2 separate regions of the Mus musculus genome follow, and region 2 is linked to region 1. The links are chromatin loops, found by intact Hi-C in ENCODE. Cell type or tissue: left cerebral cortex. All regions are shown on one strand. Links, peaks and the distances in the headings refer to the core of each region. The heading gives the core; the rest is flanking DNA.

What was found. Hi-C counts contacts between places; a loop is a spot of excess contacts. Peaks named below come from ENCODE experiments on the same cell type or tissue, not always from the same donor. Only the 100,000 strongest peaks of a DNase experiment are listed, where the experiment ranks them.
Region 2: a loop joins it to region 1, with 5 times the contacts of the local background. A loop is called at or near these places in 3 of 42 quality-filtered maps.

Annotation. Positions count from the first base shown.
Region 1 is chr5:38,883,813-38,892,637 of GRCm38, reverse strand. No RefSeq gene overlaps it. Among named protein-coding and RNA genes, the nearest start is that of Clnk, 12 kb to the right of the region's middle. In left cerebral cortex, for the core only: no CTCF peak of the experiment used is centred there; DNase peaks (open chromatin) are centred at 2,964 and 3,808; H3K27ac peaks cover 457 bases.
Region 2 is chr5:39,047,163-39,055,987 of GRCm38, reverse strand. No RefSeq gene overlaps it. Among named protein-coding and RNA genes, the nearest start is that of Gm46937, 30 kb to the left of the region's middle. In left cerebral cortex, for the core only: no CTCF peak of the experiment used is centred there; DNase peaks (open chromatin) are centred at 2,956, 4,196, 4,689, 6,652 and 1 more place.

The DNA.
Region 1 (8,825 bases), core at 299-8,298:
CTCAAATTAATGGCCTCCTTTTCTTTTATTATCATTGATACATATAGAGAGAGAGATACAAAACTATATAAACACAACCTGCTTTTGTTGTTGTTGTTTGTGTGTCTATGGTTTCAGGGCTAACCTCTTTGTATTAGATAATCAAATAAAGGATTCCTCCCTGAGAGAGACTCTCTTTCCCAGCAGTCATTAGTTTCCCATTGTCTAGAGTGGGATCCTGTGAGGTGTCCTCCCTTCTTTGTTAGCATATACATTGTTCTCAGAATAGTAGCATTGTGTGTGTGTGTGTGTGTGTGTGTGTGTGTGTGTGTGTGTGTGTGTTTTATTTAGGCCATCAGTTCTAGAAGACAGTCTCCTAGCAAATTTCCTGGTTCTGTGAGTCTTATAATCTTTCTGCCCTCTCCTTGTGATGTCCCCTAAGCCATAGGCACAGGAGTCATACAGAAGAGGTATTCTTTGGGGTTGGGCTTCCATGATCTGTTGATCTCTACATTGTATGCATTGTAGTTTTATGCAATGATATGCATTTTCTGTAAAGATAAGTATCTTTGATGAAGCATGATAGCTACACTTACAGTTTGACAATGTAGTGAAGAATTATGCTGGCCTAGAAAAGTGGTAGCTGTTGTTTCTCTTCTAAGATCCAACACCTCACTAGCTCCAAGGTTTTTAACTAGGTTTCTAGTACTAGGCATCATTTTCTTTCTGTTGAAAGTGCCTTAAGTCTCAATGGACAACTGTTAGTTAACTAACAGCAAGATATGGGTGTCACCACTGAACCTTTAGGGACAGTTTGTCATACTGCTCAGAGCTGGAGAGATGGCTCGGCAGTTAAGAGCACTTGTTTCTCCTGAAGAGTACCTGACTTAATACTTACATGGTAGCTCCCAATTATGTATAACTCCAGTTCCAAGGGATCTAACACTCTCCTCTGACTTCAACAAAGATCTATTTCTCCTACCTAGGAGTTGCATCTAAAAGGCTCCACACCCCCACACCCAATTGGTGTTCCAAACATGAACTTCTGGGAGACATTTTAGACCCAAAATCTAAAACATACTCGATTCCTATCCCCAGGGTCTAGTCTGATGATTATAAGAATATTTATTTGTTGGGAACAAAATAAAAGGGGGAGGGGGCCCAGGGAGAAGTTGGGAGGAAAAATATGCCACGTCCAGTCAGAGTTCCTGTACTCTGGGCAGGCAGACGGGGGGGGGGGGGGGGGGGGCGGGGGGGGGGGAGACTGCCAGGAGCTTTTCCACTCTGCCCAGGGAGAGCATGCCTGACCCACATGACAGGGGGGTGGAGAAAGGGGCAGCCCCTGACCGGGGACGCCCCTGGAGCTGCCTTGCTAAAGCCCCAGGGTTGCAGGAGAGAGGGATGAGGGAAGGAGTTCCCAACACTGGTGAGAGTGGTGCAGTAGATCTAGAAGGAGCAGAGACTATGGTTTAAGAGCTTTATTATAGAAATGCAGGGGAAAGAGAGAAGGTAGAGAGAGAGGAGAGGAGAGGAGAGGAGAGGAGAGGAGAGGAGAGGAGAGGAGAGGAGAGGAGAGGAGAGGAGAGGAGAGGAGAGGAGAGGAGGGAAGACAGAAAGGGAAGAGGAGAGAGAAGTGAGAGATGAGAGGACAAAGGAGTGAGAGAGAGGGAGAGTAAGAGAGAGTGTGGTGGGGGCTGAGCACCCCTTTTTATGGTCTTCACTGTTGCTAGGTAACTGGGGAGGAGTTTAGCCTGAAGGTCAGAAGCTTGGGCCATTGCTTAGGTGACTATTGACCATGCTTCTCTTGTGGGGGCTGTAGGAGGTGATACTTTAGGCAGGGGCAGGAGTTCCAGGAGCATGAGGGAACACCTACCATGTCATGTAGGTGAATTATGACCATCAGGGTTCAGACCTCAGCTCGACTGGAGACCAGCCTGCAATTCCCCACATTTATTTATAATGTATTTAAATCATATCACATGCAATGAGTTTTTTGTAATTAGCTTCATCTTATTGCCACAACTCACAAAATTGAAGCAAGAAAACCCTATTTCCAATAAAGAAAAACAATTTGAGAAGGAATATGTGGTTTGCTCGATGTTCTCAAGACAGTACAGAGTTAGGGTGGGTTGTGAAGCCATTTCTGTGCAACTAACTAGTCCATTCTATACCTACAAGATTTAGCTAGTTTTGAAAGAAAGATAAGAACTAGAGAAAGAGAAAAAGTAAAAAACAAAGTTTTCTCTCTGTACACAATGTCCCCCTCTGGCCACTTAAGGCGTGTTCTCAGGAATGAGGAGCCATTCTTGTGGGGCTCTTGAACTTTGGAGGGTGTGATTTCAGGAAAGGTGATGGAAGTGAGTTTTCAACTCTCACTCTTTCCCCCACTCCCTACCATAATTGCGTTTTCACTGCATTTTACCTGTAAGTACCATCAATGACTTCTTTTGCTCACCAACAGAAATGATGGAATAGCATTTCCGAGATACCTGACAGCTCCTGAGGGCCCTCCAAAGTAGGTCAGCCATGCAGAGTGTTAAAACATCATCACAGTTGCCAAGGAGCTCCTGCCTTCTTGAGCTCCAACGATCTTGGATTCCTCAGCAGTTCTTCATGGATAACCTCAGGGTGGGAGCAGATTCGGGCCAATGTCTAGAAGGTTCCGCATGGATGCTCTGAAGTCACTCCTGGCAGTTCCGGATGGTCGGTGAATTCCTCCTGAAGTGGTCTCCTTCAAGCATTATTGTTGCTCACATGTATCTGGAAACACTCATTCAGTGAGGGCAGCAAATGTCCCATAGGCTGAGGGAAGGAAAGTAAGTTTCTTACTCCAAACTAGAGATTTTGCTGTTAGAGGCAAATAAAATGTCAGGTATTATTCACAAATCCGGCCCTTCTTCCTCAGTCTACCCTACACTGGGGCATTTGTTCTTAGATTATAAAGTACATATGAATCACTAGAAGGATTTATCTTATATACAAGGGCTCTAAAGTTGAAATGTTGGTTTTCATCTCTGTTCTGGGGTGTGCTGCAATGTGTATTTTTAACAAGTGACCTAGTTAGTCTGAATGACAAAACAACTTACAGGGAGACTAGTCAAACCTAAATTTACCAGAAAATAGAGTTTAAAACACTATGGCTGGATACTTGATTTACAACAAGGTCCTAGGAAGGCTAGACTGAGGGGGGAAGATGGGTCACTATAAAAAGATGACACTGAGCTGTCTGTTTTGTATCTTACCTGAGTAATTGCTCCACTTCACAATCTTGTGGTGTCATCTTCCTAGGTCTTGATAAGACACTATGTCCCAAAGAGTCCTCCTAGAGGATGAAAGGATGATAGCTCAAATCTCTCAATGCCAAAATTATAGAATTCAATGCTCCCCAAATTAACTTTCATTTTGCTTATACATGGGCTGTGGGTCCTGCTCTGTGTCTTGCCACAGTACTAACTTGCCAGTCTGTGGTTGTTGCTCAATGGTCCAGCCGTGGACATTATACTATGAAGTAGGAGTGAAATGGGTACAGCACAAAGCCCAGATAGATATTGACTGCAGTCAGAGCTATGTCTTGTCTATACAGAAGGCCAAGGCCCAAACAATGCAAAGACAAAAGGGTTTGTGTATCCTAAATAATGCAGACTCTCTTACTCCATCCACTGTCTTCTTTCACCTTTCTGACCTGTGATGATTGATCTTCATTGTAAACTTGACTGAATTTAGAATCATGTAGGATGACACACAGTTCTCTGGAATGTCTACAGAACTGTCTCTGAAGATGTTTAACTAAGGAAATAACACCTACCCTGAATGTGGGCAGCAGCATCCCATACGCTGGAGAAGGAGGTTAAATAAAAATGAGAAAGTCTGCTGAACACTGGCATCCTCTACTTTCTGCTTCCTGGTCTACCCAAATGTAAACAATTTCCCACTGGCACAGCTTCAATTATCTCATGCCTTCATCCTATGCCCTCTGTGATGGACTGTATCCCCTCAACTGAGAGCCAAGATAAATCATCTGTTCCTTACATTGCTTCTTATTGGGTATTTGGTCAAGAGAAACAACTCGTCTACCAACTTCACCTCTTTACACAAAAGGGACTGGAGAATTCTATGACTGGAAAGCTGAGCTGGCTAGGCTGAGGTGAAAGAAACTCCTGAGGACATGATGAAGAAGAGACTTTATCCTGCCTCTCAATTCTTTCTTTAGTCTCGAGAAGACCGAAAGATCCTTTGAAGCTAAGACTGGCTTGTAGACAAACAGGCATAGGGAGGCCACTGAGTTTAGCATGGAAACTTATATGAAGTAGATGAGGGTCTGGCTCAGTTAGGACTGAGTTCAAGTGCACCCCAGGTCCTATCTGAGTTTATGATTCAAGGACCTGTATATCTAAGCTCTTAAAAACAAAAACAAAAATCAAAATAGAAAACAAAAACAAACAAACAGAACAGAACAGATGTATCTACCAAGAAAATGCAGTATCTAGCTCTACGAGGCCAAGGGTGATTGCAATATTCAGAGGGAAAAAGGAGGTATATACCCTAGATGCTGAAGACCCTTTGCAGAATGCATCTATATCTGAGTTCTTTAAGGGTGTGATTGGGATTTGTTGTTGTTATTTTTGTTTTATATGTGAGAGCCTCATAATAAACCTCATCTGTGTACCAGCTAAAAGAAATATAAAAACAAAGATAGAGAGATAAAGACAGAAAGACAGATGGAAGGAAGGAAAGAAAGGAAGAGAGAGAAAGAAAGAGAGAAAGGAAAGGAGGAAGGGAAGAAGGGAAGAAGGGAGGAAGGAAGGAAGGAAGGGAGGGAGGGAGGGAGGGAGGGAGGGAGGGAGGGAGGGAGGGAGGGAGGGAGGGAGGAAGGAAGGATCTAATTTCCAAGTGGTGTTTCAGAGTAGCAAATCAGTCTGGGTTCATTTGTTATGCCTTCTGTGACAGGTACCATAGACCAGGTGGTTTTCACCAAAAGAAATATATTCCAGAGGCAGAAGTCTAAAATGAAGGTGTTGTCAAGGCTACAGAATTCCCAAACTATCCAGGAGGAGATATTTCCTGGTCTCATCCATCATTCATTAGATAAGGAGATACTTGTCACATATACCAGTCTCTGTCTCCATGTTCACAGCCTTATTTGACTTGGATAGCTCTGTGTTTCCCCTCATTTTAGACGTCAAATTGTCCAAGAACCATTTCATTGCCTCATCTTCTCTTTATGATATCAACAAAGACTCTTGGTTTTGAAAGATCACATTTAACACAATCAGCCTTGGGACTTCAGCACATCTTTTTGGAGACACAATTTAATGCATAACAGACTCCAAAGCCAAAGTGCCACTGGCAAATCCAGTCTTTAATTATACTCAATTTTTGTTGCTCTGTCTTTTCTCTCATCAACACCATCAGAATCATTATCAAGCTGTTTTTACACATTCTCATGCTTTTTGCTCCCATTGTTAGAATGTGCTAGACTCAAGCACAGCCAAATAAAACAGCAGTCTTGCAAGTCCAATAGCTCACTCCCTCCCCCTACCCCTGTGCAACCCATGCCCCAGAATCGCTGATACTTCCCAGGTGAAACTGTTACCCATTTCCAATAGTCCTGTAATGGGACCTGTCCCAACCCCCAGTGATGATTAGAGGAAGTATCCTAACCCTATGGAGCAATCTCTCAAGACAAGAGTGGTGCCTTCATCTGAGACCGAGCATCAAGCATATGATAGCTTAATATTCAAACTATTTAGCATAAATTGGAAAATCTATTTAACTCTTTCTTTTTCTCCTTTCCATCTGCTAATTTACATGGCTGGCTGGGAAAGTGATCAGGACAGATTGGGAGCAGCACAGAGAGAGCCCCAGACTAGCCAAGCTTGTGTCAATCTGCATTAATTTTTTTCCCTGAGCACAAGATATGTGCCTAGGGATGATCTACAGGGCATATTTGTATAGAAACAATACCCTAGTGTTTGTGGAGCATTTCACTCAAGAACATTTCCAATTCTCTCTTTAAAGTACCTAGAATTCTTACTACAATAAACAAACAAGCAAACAAACAGACCTTTCTTCAGGACCCTTTGTACACTATCTGATTCATTATTTGTAGGATTTTTAATTTAATTTTTACTTTTGTAACTACCATTCCAAGTATTGGGTTTCATTACTTTTTCAAACATTTTGTTTTATGAATCATGAATCATCTTACTCTCATGTTTCTGCCCCATCCCCTTCCCACTTCTTACTCTACTACCCCCAGTAGACTTCTTTCCAGCTTCATGTCACGTGAGCTCAATTTCCCTTCCTCCATCCTCAAAAAAAATCATTCCCCTATCATGATCCCCTTTCTAGGTTCATGACCTATATTCACACTAAAACACACAGAAACACACACACACACTTTTCCCCTAGGGCTGGGGAGATGGGGAGACAGCTTGGTCATAAAAATGCCTCTATCATAAGGACCCAAGGATATCCTTGCATGCCCATATGCATCTTGTAACCCAAACATGGGTTGGGGGAGGAGAGAGAGAGAGAGAGAGAGAGAGAGAGAGAGAGAGATGCATGGCTTCCTGGAACTCATTAGATCATTGCAGGCAGTCTGGTAGAATAGAAAAGCTCCAGATACACTAAGAGACTGTCCCAAAAAATGAGGTGAAGAACAATCCAGAAAGACAGCCAACATTAACCTCTGGCTTCCACATACATATATGCACTTGTGTATACAACATACATACATACATACATACATACATACATACAGAGAGAGAGAGAGAGAGAGAGGAGAACTGGAATACACATATGAAAGTAAACATTGAATATTTGCCTTTCTAGGTTGGATTGCCTTGCTTAATATAACATTTTGCAGATTCATCCATTCTGCTACAAATTTTAGAATTTAATTTCTCTTTGTAGCTGAATAAAATTAGATTGTGTATACATATCACATTTTCATCATTCACTCATTTGTTGATGGACATTATCTTAGGATTTTATCACTGTGAAGAGACACCATGACCAAGGCAGCTCTTATAAAGGCAAACATTTGATTAAGGCTGGCTTACAGTTTCAGAGGTATTATCAGCATTATCATTATCAGCATAGCAGGAAGCATGACAGCCTGCAGACAGACATAATGCTAGAGAAGCCAACAGTACTATATCTTGTTCTCAGGGCATCCAGGAGGAGGCTACTCCACACTGGGCAGAGCTTGAGCATAGGAAAGCTCAAAGGCTTCACCAACAGCCTCTCATAGACTCTGTTCATGGTGCCAAGCCTCAACTTCTTTGCATGACACCTTCAGTCCTGGGCTGCACCATCACCAATGGCCTCTCTTGATCTCACACAGTGTCAAACCTCAGCTACTCTCCATGACTCCTTCACACCTTCAAAACCAGTACTATCTGTATGATTCTTACATATTACCAAGTCTGGCTGCCAGCAGGATATCTATCTCTGGACCACAGCTTCTTTGTGCTCTCAGAAAATACTTCCCAGAAGATTTTGCCTCAATGATACTGGCCTCATCTTAATCACCATTAATTTCTTAGCTCCAGCTAACTAGCAACGATTGCCATAGTAACCCCTTCTATTCTTTACTCTAAAGCCAGACCCATATGGCCAAAGCTGCTGAGTTCTGCTATTTGCTGTACCTGGAACATGGACCTTTTGTTCTAGAATATCGTCACCAACTTTCTGCTTTCAGTGATTTCCTTTACTACCTAAGCTTGGCTGTCCTGGAACTTGGTCTGTAGACTGACCTTGAACTCAGAAATCTGCATACCTGAGTGCTGGGATTAAAGACATATACCACAATGCCTGGACCTAAGCTTTTCCTTAATTCCTTTTCACAAGATCTTTATCAGTTCTACATTGTAGCTCACTCCAGATATAGTCAAGTTGATGACTGTGAATAATCGTCAAAAATCATCCCTTGTCAATTTGACACACAACCATATCTCCTTATGTCCAAATGAAAACATTAACCAGGCCATAATAATGCCTAACATGGTATAACTTCTTACAACTGTCACTGCATAAACAATAAGCTTAGCTGGGTAGCATCTTGCCCCAAGGCTACCACCCCCTTAATCCTATTTAATATCCTTAATGAGATTATTTAATCCATTTCACTTCCTGGTGTCCCTTCAATCCTTAAAGAATACATTTTGTATTTTTCCTTTCTAAGCTTGCTAGGCTTGATCAAAATGCTCTTCATAAGACTAAACCACAGTACAGTCTATGCTAGGCTTTGTTTGAGATTTCCTTTGTCAACATAATTAATCTAAAACTCTTCACTTTAGAGCCTCGGCCAGACTCTTCAGACAAAGGCAAAAAGCAGCCACATTCTTCACCAAAATATCACAAGAATGATCTCTAGGCAACATACTAAAATTCTTCTCTGAAACCTTTGAGCCAAGCCCCCAGCACTTCAAATAATCTTCACAAGACTGTAATTCCATGTTCTTGCTATGCTTAAACCATTCCATTGCTTTCCTAATTCAAAACTCCAAAATCAACATCCCTCCAAACAAAAGCACAGTCATGCATATATATCGTAGCAATGCCCAAATCTGACACCACTTTATCTTAGTTAGGTTTTATTGCTGTGACAAAGTATCATGACCAAAAATCAAGTTGAGGGAAAAAGGATCTATTATTGGGTTCACACTTTGAAATTACAATCCATCACCGGAAGAAATCAGAACAGGAATTAAAGCAGGGCTGGAACCTGGAGGCCAGAGCTGATACAAAGGCCATAGAGAACCTTCTTCCCCAGTAGTATGATAGAACTTTTCAGCATTATGAAAGCTAACCTATAGGGATGGAGCTTATAAATTTCGCCA
Region 2 (8,825 bases), core at 322-8,321, 160 kb before region 1:
TCAGGCAAGTCTGGAACCAAGGTGTCATTTGAGATGGTCTGTAGCAGACTCGGCTGATTACCAATATTTTTTTTCCTCTGTGTTAAACAAATATCCCAGCTCTTAGCTAAGACTCAGTTCTCTCTTTCCTATGGGCTTGACTGTGAACCCAAGTGACTCTATTAACAAACATGTCACTGAAGAGCCTGAGTTCTCACCTTTTTAATAGGATTCTCTCCTTTTATAAATTTTTATTAGATATTCTTTATTTACATTCCAAGTGTTTTACCCTTTCCAAGGCTCCCCTTCAGAAGTCCCTATCCCATACCCCTTCCCCTGCCTCTATGAGGGTGCTCCCCTATCCACCCACCCACTCCCATTTTCCCTCACTGACATTCCCCTACACTGGGACATCAAACAACCTCAGACCAAAGGGCCTCTCCCCTCACTGATGTCCAACAAGGCCATCCTCTGCCACATATGCAGCTAGAGCCATGGGTCCCTCCATGTGTATTCTTTGGTTGGTGGTCCTGTTCCCGGGAGCTCAGGAGGGTCTGGCCTGTTGACACTGTTGCTCCCTCCATGGGGCTGCAACCCCCCTCAGCTCCTTCAATCCCTTCTCAAACTCCTCCATCGGGGACCCTGCGCTCACTCCAGTGGTTAGCTTTGAGCATCTGCCTCTGTATTTATCAGGCTCTGGTAGAGCCTCTCAGGAGACAGCCATATCGGGCTTACATCAGCAAGCACTTCTTTGCATCCATAATAGTGTCCAGGATTTGGCAACTTTTTAAGGATGGATCTCCAGGTAGGCATTATCTGGATGGCCTTTCCTTCAGTCTTTGCTCCACACTTTGTCTCCATATTTCCTCCTGTGAGTATTTTGTTCACCCTTCTAAGAAGCCTGAAGCATCTACATTTTGATCTTCTTTCTTCTTAGGCTTCATATGACCTGTGAATTGAATATTGGGTATTCCAAACTTTTGGGCTAATTTCCACTTATCAGTGAGTACCTTCCTCTGAGACACCTGAGACTCCTTCATATAATACTCATCTTCTCTAGAACACTGTGTGTGTGTGTGTGTGTGTGTGTGTGCGCGCGCGCGCGCGTGTAAGAAGAGGAGAAATGGACAGTAGTGTGAATAAAAGCTCATTATTCAAGTAGTACTGTTGAGTCCATCAAAAGCAACTGATTCATGGGGAAACATTTGTCCAGAGTCTAATGGCACAGAAAAGAGTGAGCTATGAGATTCTTCAAGAAAGGAAATAGATCTAGGTCTATAACAGAGATGCTATGGGGAACTGAAAATACCAGGAGTAAAGGTATAAAATGACTGTATGTCGAAAACTTTAATTCATCAATTAATGAACAAAATGGACTTCGATTACAACTCACTTACAAAAATCAATGAACCATAAATTTACATATAAAAGAATATTGACACAAATTTTCAAAACCCGCCCTAGTCACAGAGCAATAATCAGTGACCCTGGATGCAATTTGCTTTCCTTAATCTAAGCCACCTACCTTTGCGTTGCTGGTGGCTTTCTACCTGGTATCTTCTACCTTTACATAGCTCAATGGCAAAAGTTGAAAAGTCTAATGAAAGGCAATAGCTCCAGCCAGGAATAGTGGCTCATTCCTGTGAGCCTGGCATTCAGGGGAATGAATGCCATGGAAGGAGGAAAACCATGAGTTCAAGCATAGGCCCATGCTGAAACCCTCTCTCAAGCAAAGGCAAGAATTTCTATCTGACCAATCAGATACCTTCAGCTCCATCACTCCATGTGTAGAACAAGTGTAGAACAATCATTAATCACTTTAGTTCATTTAACCCCCCTGCTCTCCCCCCCCCACACACACATACACATACACGGTTTTAACTTAATTTTAATTGCAGGGGAGAGAGGCACACAGGCACATGGGGGTATTCATAAAAGAGGATGGTGTTAGATCCTTCGAAGCTGGTGTTACACAGAGTTGGGAGCCACCTGATGTGGTTACTGGGAACCAAACTTGGATCCTCTGTAGAAACAGTATGCATTCTTAACCAATGAGCCGCCTCTGCAGACCCATCTTGAAGTCCTAAACTTTTCATTTCAGTATAGGTTTCTTCAATTTTCCTTAGCCTTCTCTTTCTCCTCCCTAGTCTTTCTCATCTCTTTTCCAAATAATTGACTCTTTCTTCCCTCTCAGGTCTTTCAAGCATGCCATCACCCTACACTGGCATTGACTCTCTTCCCCAGTCACTTTCCCCAGACCCAAGCACCTCCTGGGTCTACTGGACTCATCTCAAATGCTTCTTTCTCAGATAAGATTGCCTTGGTCCTCACGTAAGACACAGCCTCTTATTTCTGTTCTCTCTTACAGTGTTTCAACACCCCTGATACTGAACGCATGCCCATTTGAGGGTCGTCAGCTCTGCAGGGATGCATAGTAATTTGGTGCTTGTTGTAGAAGAGATAAAAAGGCAGCCAAACAAACGCACTTCACTCAACCTTGACCTCTGGACAGTTAGATTTAAGCCTTAGAATAAGAGGTTGTTTTAAAAATTCAAAAGTACTTCAAAATCCATGACAGGCTTCCCTGCTTATGAAACAAGGTCCCAAACATTGATAAAGACCAGGGCAAGAAGTTTATACAGAAGTTAGTTTACGTTGAAGCTACTCCATCAGGAAAAAAAGACATTCTAGAAAGGCTTGGAGAGAAAAAAATGCAGTAAAAATAACACATACAAACATGAAGTTGGCATATATCTGTGAGTGAGTCTGTCAGTTATTTCAGTAAATATTTATTTCCTTTTGACACATTCACTGTGTTCTTTTGGGGTTTTGTGAAGGGGGGCTTGGTAATGAGCTGTTTATTATGATCTGTGGCAAACCAGAGCAGTGCAAAAACGCAGCCACCTACTTAAGGCAGAATAAATAAGTTCCCATTGTCACAGCCTCCACCCACCTGAGCTTCAGTCCCAGGCAAGGCTTGCCAGCGACACTTGAAAACCACCAATTTACTGCATGTGCCGTATGGTGCTCACATGGAAGACAGATCTACTGACTCGTTAAAGCACACTAATTATTCTAAATTTTCAAAGTGAGAACATATGGGAGCTGTTTTCTTCAGTGATGTTTCTACTTCAAAAACAAAAGTGCATACAACTGAAGAAGTGCTTTCCTGGATCTATATCCCTTAGAAATGGTATTCAAACTTCACCAACTTCACGACATTCATTAAAAAGCATAATCCGTCTCTGGTCAAAGGCTGTCTGATGCCAATACCTCACCTTATATCTGTTTATTTCCACTGCCCCTTCTCCCACTGAGCTGGGCCTATAGGAGCAGGGTGATATATTCTGAATTAAAAGTGATAAGTTCTGACTCTCCTACTTATTTGTCAACAAATTGTAAGCAGCCGGTGCACGATGATTTTTAAATTTCCTTGTATTCCTTCCCCTGATGGAGCAGATTCCTTGGTGCAATAAGAATGCTGCTTCCAAGGACACATTGTTCACTATGTTCAGCTGTAATGACCTCGGCCTGAGGAGAGAGGAGCCAGAGGGATCAGAGACCAGCTCAGTCAGGAAGACTCTTGTATCTTTATTCCTGTAATGGAAATGAACTTTTGACCTCTTGATAGATACACCTCGGGATCTGGGATCCACAAGCAACTCAGAGGAATATATTGTTATTCCTGAAAGCGCCCAGCATCGGAAGAAACTAAACACCAGGCTGCTGGAAAGCTAAGCCAGGTCACAAAGACCTGTAGAGACCTGAGATCATTCAATGATGGTAATATTTATCTAGATTTTTAGCCATTACATTATTGATGAGATTCTCGTTCTTTTGACTTTCTGTGAACATGACCTTTGTTCTTGCTAGCTTGCATTTGCCTGGGAGCAAAAATGAGACCTTATCCCAGACAGAATGCATAGAGCAGGAGAAAGCTGATATATATGTTTTGCTTTGACTTGCAAAAATAGAATGGACCTTCAGGCAAAGGTCTTGAAAACCAGATTGTGGTCTCAAGAGTGAGTTCTCCCAATCTTTGTTTTGCTCCTTTGACCTATGACAGACCAAGACTGTGGGATCTACTCTAATGATGGCCTCCTAGAATCTAAAGAGAGAGAAAAAAATCCTCCTTCTTACAGTTCCCGGGGGACAGGAAGTCAGCTATTCTGGGAAGGGATGTGTTCTACTTTCCTTTCTATTGGTGTGATCCAAAACAACTTAGGGCTTATGGGCTACAGTCTGTCATTAAGGGTAGTCAGAGCAAGAACCTGAATCAGAAACCATAGAGAAGAGCTGACTCACTCCAAGACCCATGCTTAGAGTGAGCAATCTTTTCTTTTTCTTTTTCTTTTCTTTTTTTTTTTTTTTGGCTTTTTTCAAGACAGGGTTTCTCTGTATAGTCCTGGCTGTCCTGGAACTCACTTTGTAGATCAGGCTGCCATCAAACTCTAAAATCCGCCTGTCTCTGCCTCCCAAATTCTGGGATTAAAGTTGTGCACCACCACCTCCTGACAAAGAGTGAGCATTCTTATAGAGTGCAGGACCACCTGCCCAAGTAATGCTACTGTCTATAGCTAGCTGAGCCCTTCCATTCCAACTAGCAATCAACCCCACCCCCAGTCACGCCCATAAGCCAATCAGATCTGCAAAATCCCTCAAGTGAGATCCTCTTCTCTAAATAGAAGAGGAAGAGGAGGAGGAGAAAGAGTAAATGATGACAGCATGTGACCCAGTTTGGGGGCACTTTGTTGAGAATTCCTTAAGAAACTGATAAAAGTGTTATGAAAACATGAGAAGGATAAGACAGAAAGAAAGCAAATCTGTCCTTTCTGGGCATCTTCTGGGAAAAGGAAGATTTCAGTTAAGAACAGGACATCCACCACAGCCTGGGATGGAGTCTGCAGTCACACCTCCAGAGGACATGAGAGGCAAGCAAGTCACACAAATCACAAACAAAATACCTTCCTAGGAAACACATGCTGGCACATTCTATCTGATCAAGGTTACCAAGATGTAGAACATTCCTCAGCCCCCCGCCCCACCCCCCCACCCACCCCCACCTTGGCTCTACTGTGCCATTCAAGGACAAGGACATGCTTAGTCAATTGTGTTCAGATCCAAGTTCCACATTTATATCAGAGCTCCCATTGCCATTCTTGTTTATCTCTTCTTTATCTTATAAACTTGTTTCAAAAGAGACGGCAATCAACTCATTTTCCAGTAAAGTAACCACTGTACAAATCAGTTAGGCAATAATTACTTTCTGTAGCATCACAATTGTTGGTGGCTCAGCTATTCGCTGAATCACTCAGGCTTGATGCCACAAAGTCTGACATTCCAGGACCAGCTTCCTCCCTGCTCCACTCATTGGAGGCGCAAGTAAAAGTAGCACTTACTAAGCAACCTTTCTAGGATTCTGAGATTTACATCTGTTAGTTGCTTTCAGTTTGTTTCCTTGCTCTACTATCAAGGATAGATGTGAACTAAATATTTACCCAGCCAAGCATCTAATCCAAGTAACTTTACATGATATGAAATAAAGTGCAAGGATTCCTAAGAGACTATAAAAGAATATCCAACCTAGTCTAACCTAGACTTAACTAGATAGTGACTTGAGAGCTACAATGTAGGTCATGTGACTTTGCAGAAATGAGAATACATGATAACAGGATGTTATATCTGATAACAATTCATGATAACGTTATCATATTATCATGATGTCATTGGCCCTAGGCTTGCTGCATTGGTACATTATCTGGGAGTAGTCCAAGCTGAAGGCTGTGTCTCACAGCCTTATCAGTAAGATGCTTGGATCATGTGGGAGAAAAAATTCACCAGAAGGATGTAACTCAGTCATAAGAACAATTCTAAGTTTAGTCACCAGAGGAAAGCATGGCCACTTTTCATTTTCTTTCTTTCCATCCTAGTGCTAAAACATACAACAGAATTTGTGAGTCCATGTCAATATTGCAGACAAAAGCCCTATGCCTTGGGGAAGATGCAGCCACAGCATAGTGATATCAAATGTCAAACATCTGCAAAATTAGTCACATGATAACCAGTCTTCCACTAGACCAAGGCAATAACTTATTCTTTATATCAGTCAGAAGGCAAATATTTGCATGTATATTTTATTTTAATAACCAGCCATGAAAAACATTGTTACAATAAAAACACTATCATATTTTAATCCAATATGTTTCCTTCTCATACTTTAACTTCAAAGTTTCTAGGGAAGTTCATGAATTTGAGGCCAAGGTAGCAAATAGAATATTATGCTTTTATTATAGGAATCTCACACTAATTCATGATTGCATCCTAAATTATATTTAATAAGAGGTTGATTGAAAAAAGATACAAACAGGTTCTGTGCACTCTGTGGGTGTTCATTTGTACATAAAAAGGAGTGTGCTGCTGCGAGTAGAGTTCAGCAGTGAGATCCTTGTCTGTGATGTGCACTGACAAGCTCCAGCCCAAAAGCTCAGTGTTCCAGTTATCCCAATGTTCATTGGTTACTGGTTACACGTGGCAAAAGGATATATCTTAGCAGCTCTACAGAGTTCTAGAGTTGTTTCCAGAGTGTAGTTATTTAATCTTTAAATTTAAACTCTTTAAACACACACACACAAAATCAGCATTTGTGAGGAAGTGTGGGTAGGTGTTCACACCAGCTTCCAGTTGTTAAATAAGCCCATGAGAGAGTTGTTTTCATCTCTAAGAGGATTCTTCCCTGCCAGGCAGAAGCAAAGCTGTTAATTTTCCAGATCCCAGTAGGTCCCACAGATACTTGCACCCATAGACTTCTGAGCCATCCCGATCAATAAAGTGTGGAAATCTTCAGCAGCCTTACCTTCCCAATGGTCATGCTTGGAATTTCAATACCAACCACACCTGAATCATAAGTGTGACTGATAGACAAGGGTGCTAACATCCTTAATGCTCCAAATACACAGCCTTTTCCTAAGAGAAATGTTTGCCGGTGTGATTGGATTAAAGAGTCAGAGGTAGGAAGACATCCTAGATTGTTCATGTTGGTCCAGAGTACTTTAAAGGATTACCAGAGGGAGGCAGGAGGGTTTAAAGGCAAAGGGGGAGCTATAGCCATAAAAACAGATGTTGGGGAATGTGGGGCTATAAGCTATAGGATGCAGAATAACTCTAAAAATTAGCACAATGTAACAGGGTATTTGATTTAAAAAGTGGGAAGCCAAACCAGCATTTTGATATGTAAGTGACATAAAGTGTCTGCCAAACGGGACAGCAAGAAGTTAATAGCACCATCCCAAAAGGGCAGCCATGAAAGTTGCTGTTCAAAAAGCTTTAAGATCAGAGATTCCCAAGAACTTTAAGGTCATATTACAACCATACATGTTCTAAGTGCAAGACATGGCAAATTGAATCAAATGTTTGTTGTCTGGTTCTGCTTTGGTCCAGGCCTTCCTATCCATGTGTGTACTCATTTCCCAAGGACTGGGAAGGCTGCTCTGTCTACCATGTCTTAAACAATAGTTAATATTTGTAATTTCTTTAGTTGCTGATTGTATACTTAAGATTCCTTTCAATTTCTTTAATGACTTTCTTAATTTGTTTTCCATAGAAAACAAATCTGAGCTTGCTCTGAGTCACCTGGGAAATTTTGGACTTGGATTTTGTAAAATCCTGGATCACTAGGACTTGGAAGACTCTTGAAGAGTGACAGAATAAATTTTGCACCATAAGATGTACATAGGAGTGGAATATTGGCATTTGAATTTACAGCAAGGGCCCATGGATTACAGACTTGGATCCCAGTCTACGCTGCTGCTGCTGCAAGTCGACAGAACATATAGAAGATAACAGGACATATAGAAGGTTGAGACTGGAGAGAAGGAATTCGGTTGTTTAGAGTGTGCTCTTGGCAGGTGTAGTGTGAGAAATGTGTCCCATAGGCTTGCAGGATTGACCACTTGGTCCCTGGTTGGTGGTGCTAATTGAGAAGTCTGTGGAACCTTTGAGAACTGGAACCATTCTGAAGAAAGTATGAGAGTGAAATGGACTTTTGTGTGTCTGCAGGCTCAGCCCCGAGTCTAACTCATTTGCTCTTCTTCTTTTAGTAATTAAGATGTGAAAGTGCAGCTTCCTGCTCTGGGCACTCACCGCTTTGCATTCCCTTCCATGATGGACTCGACCACTGAAACTATGAGCCCAAATAAATACGTCCTCTCTTAAGTTCCTTTTGCTCATAGTAATTTACTACAGCAACAGAAAAGTAACTATTAGAATAGGAATTTAAAAGTTCTGGTCTATTCCGTTTCTCTCTACCCTAAAGCCCTAACTAGAGCTTTCTCTGCTATGTGCAGTTAGCATGACATAATACCTTGCCTTAGGCCCCAAACCAATAGGGCAGTCGATTTATCAAGTACTGAAACATTCAAAACTGTGAGCCAAAATATACCTTTTATCTTACCAATTATCTATCTCAAATATTTATTTCATTAATTTCATTAACAGAAAGATGACCCAAAGGGGATTTACCTTATGAAAATTAACACAATTTCCTATTTAAATATTTGAATATGATTATTAGAGAAGCTTTATTTAGAGTATAATCAAGACTGAAAATAACCTTCATGTCAGCCAACAACTAAATAGAAGAACTAATAATTACAGTTTGTCCATTAAATGGACAAAATGCTATCTGGTTCCATGAAATAACCAACTTCTACTATAAGAAATGGTAAGGCGGAGTCTCAAAAGCCTTGTTCTGAAGAAAAACTGTTAGGAAGAGAAGGAGGTTTCCTATTTTCTTTCTTTCTGAAGAAATTCTATAAGCAAAACCAAATGTGAGTTTCTATTCAGAAAGA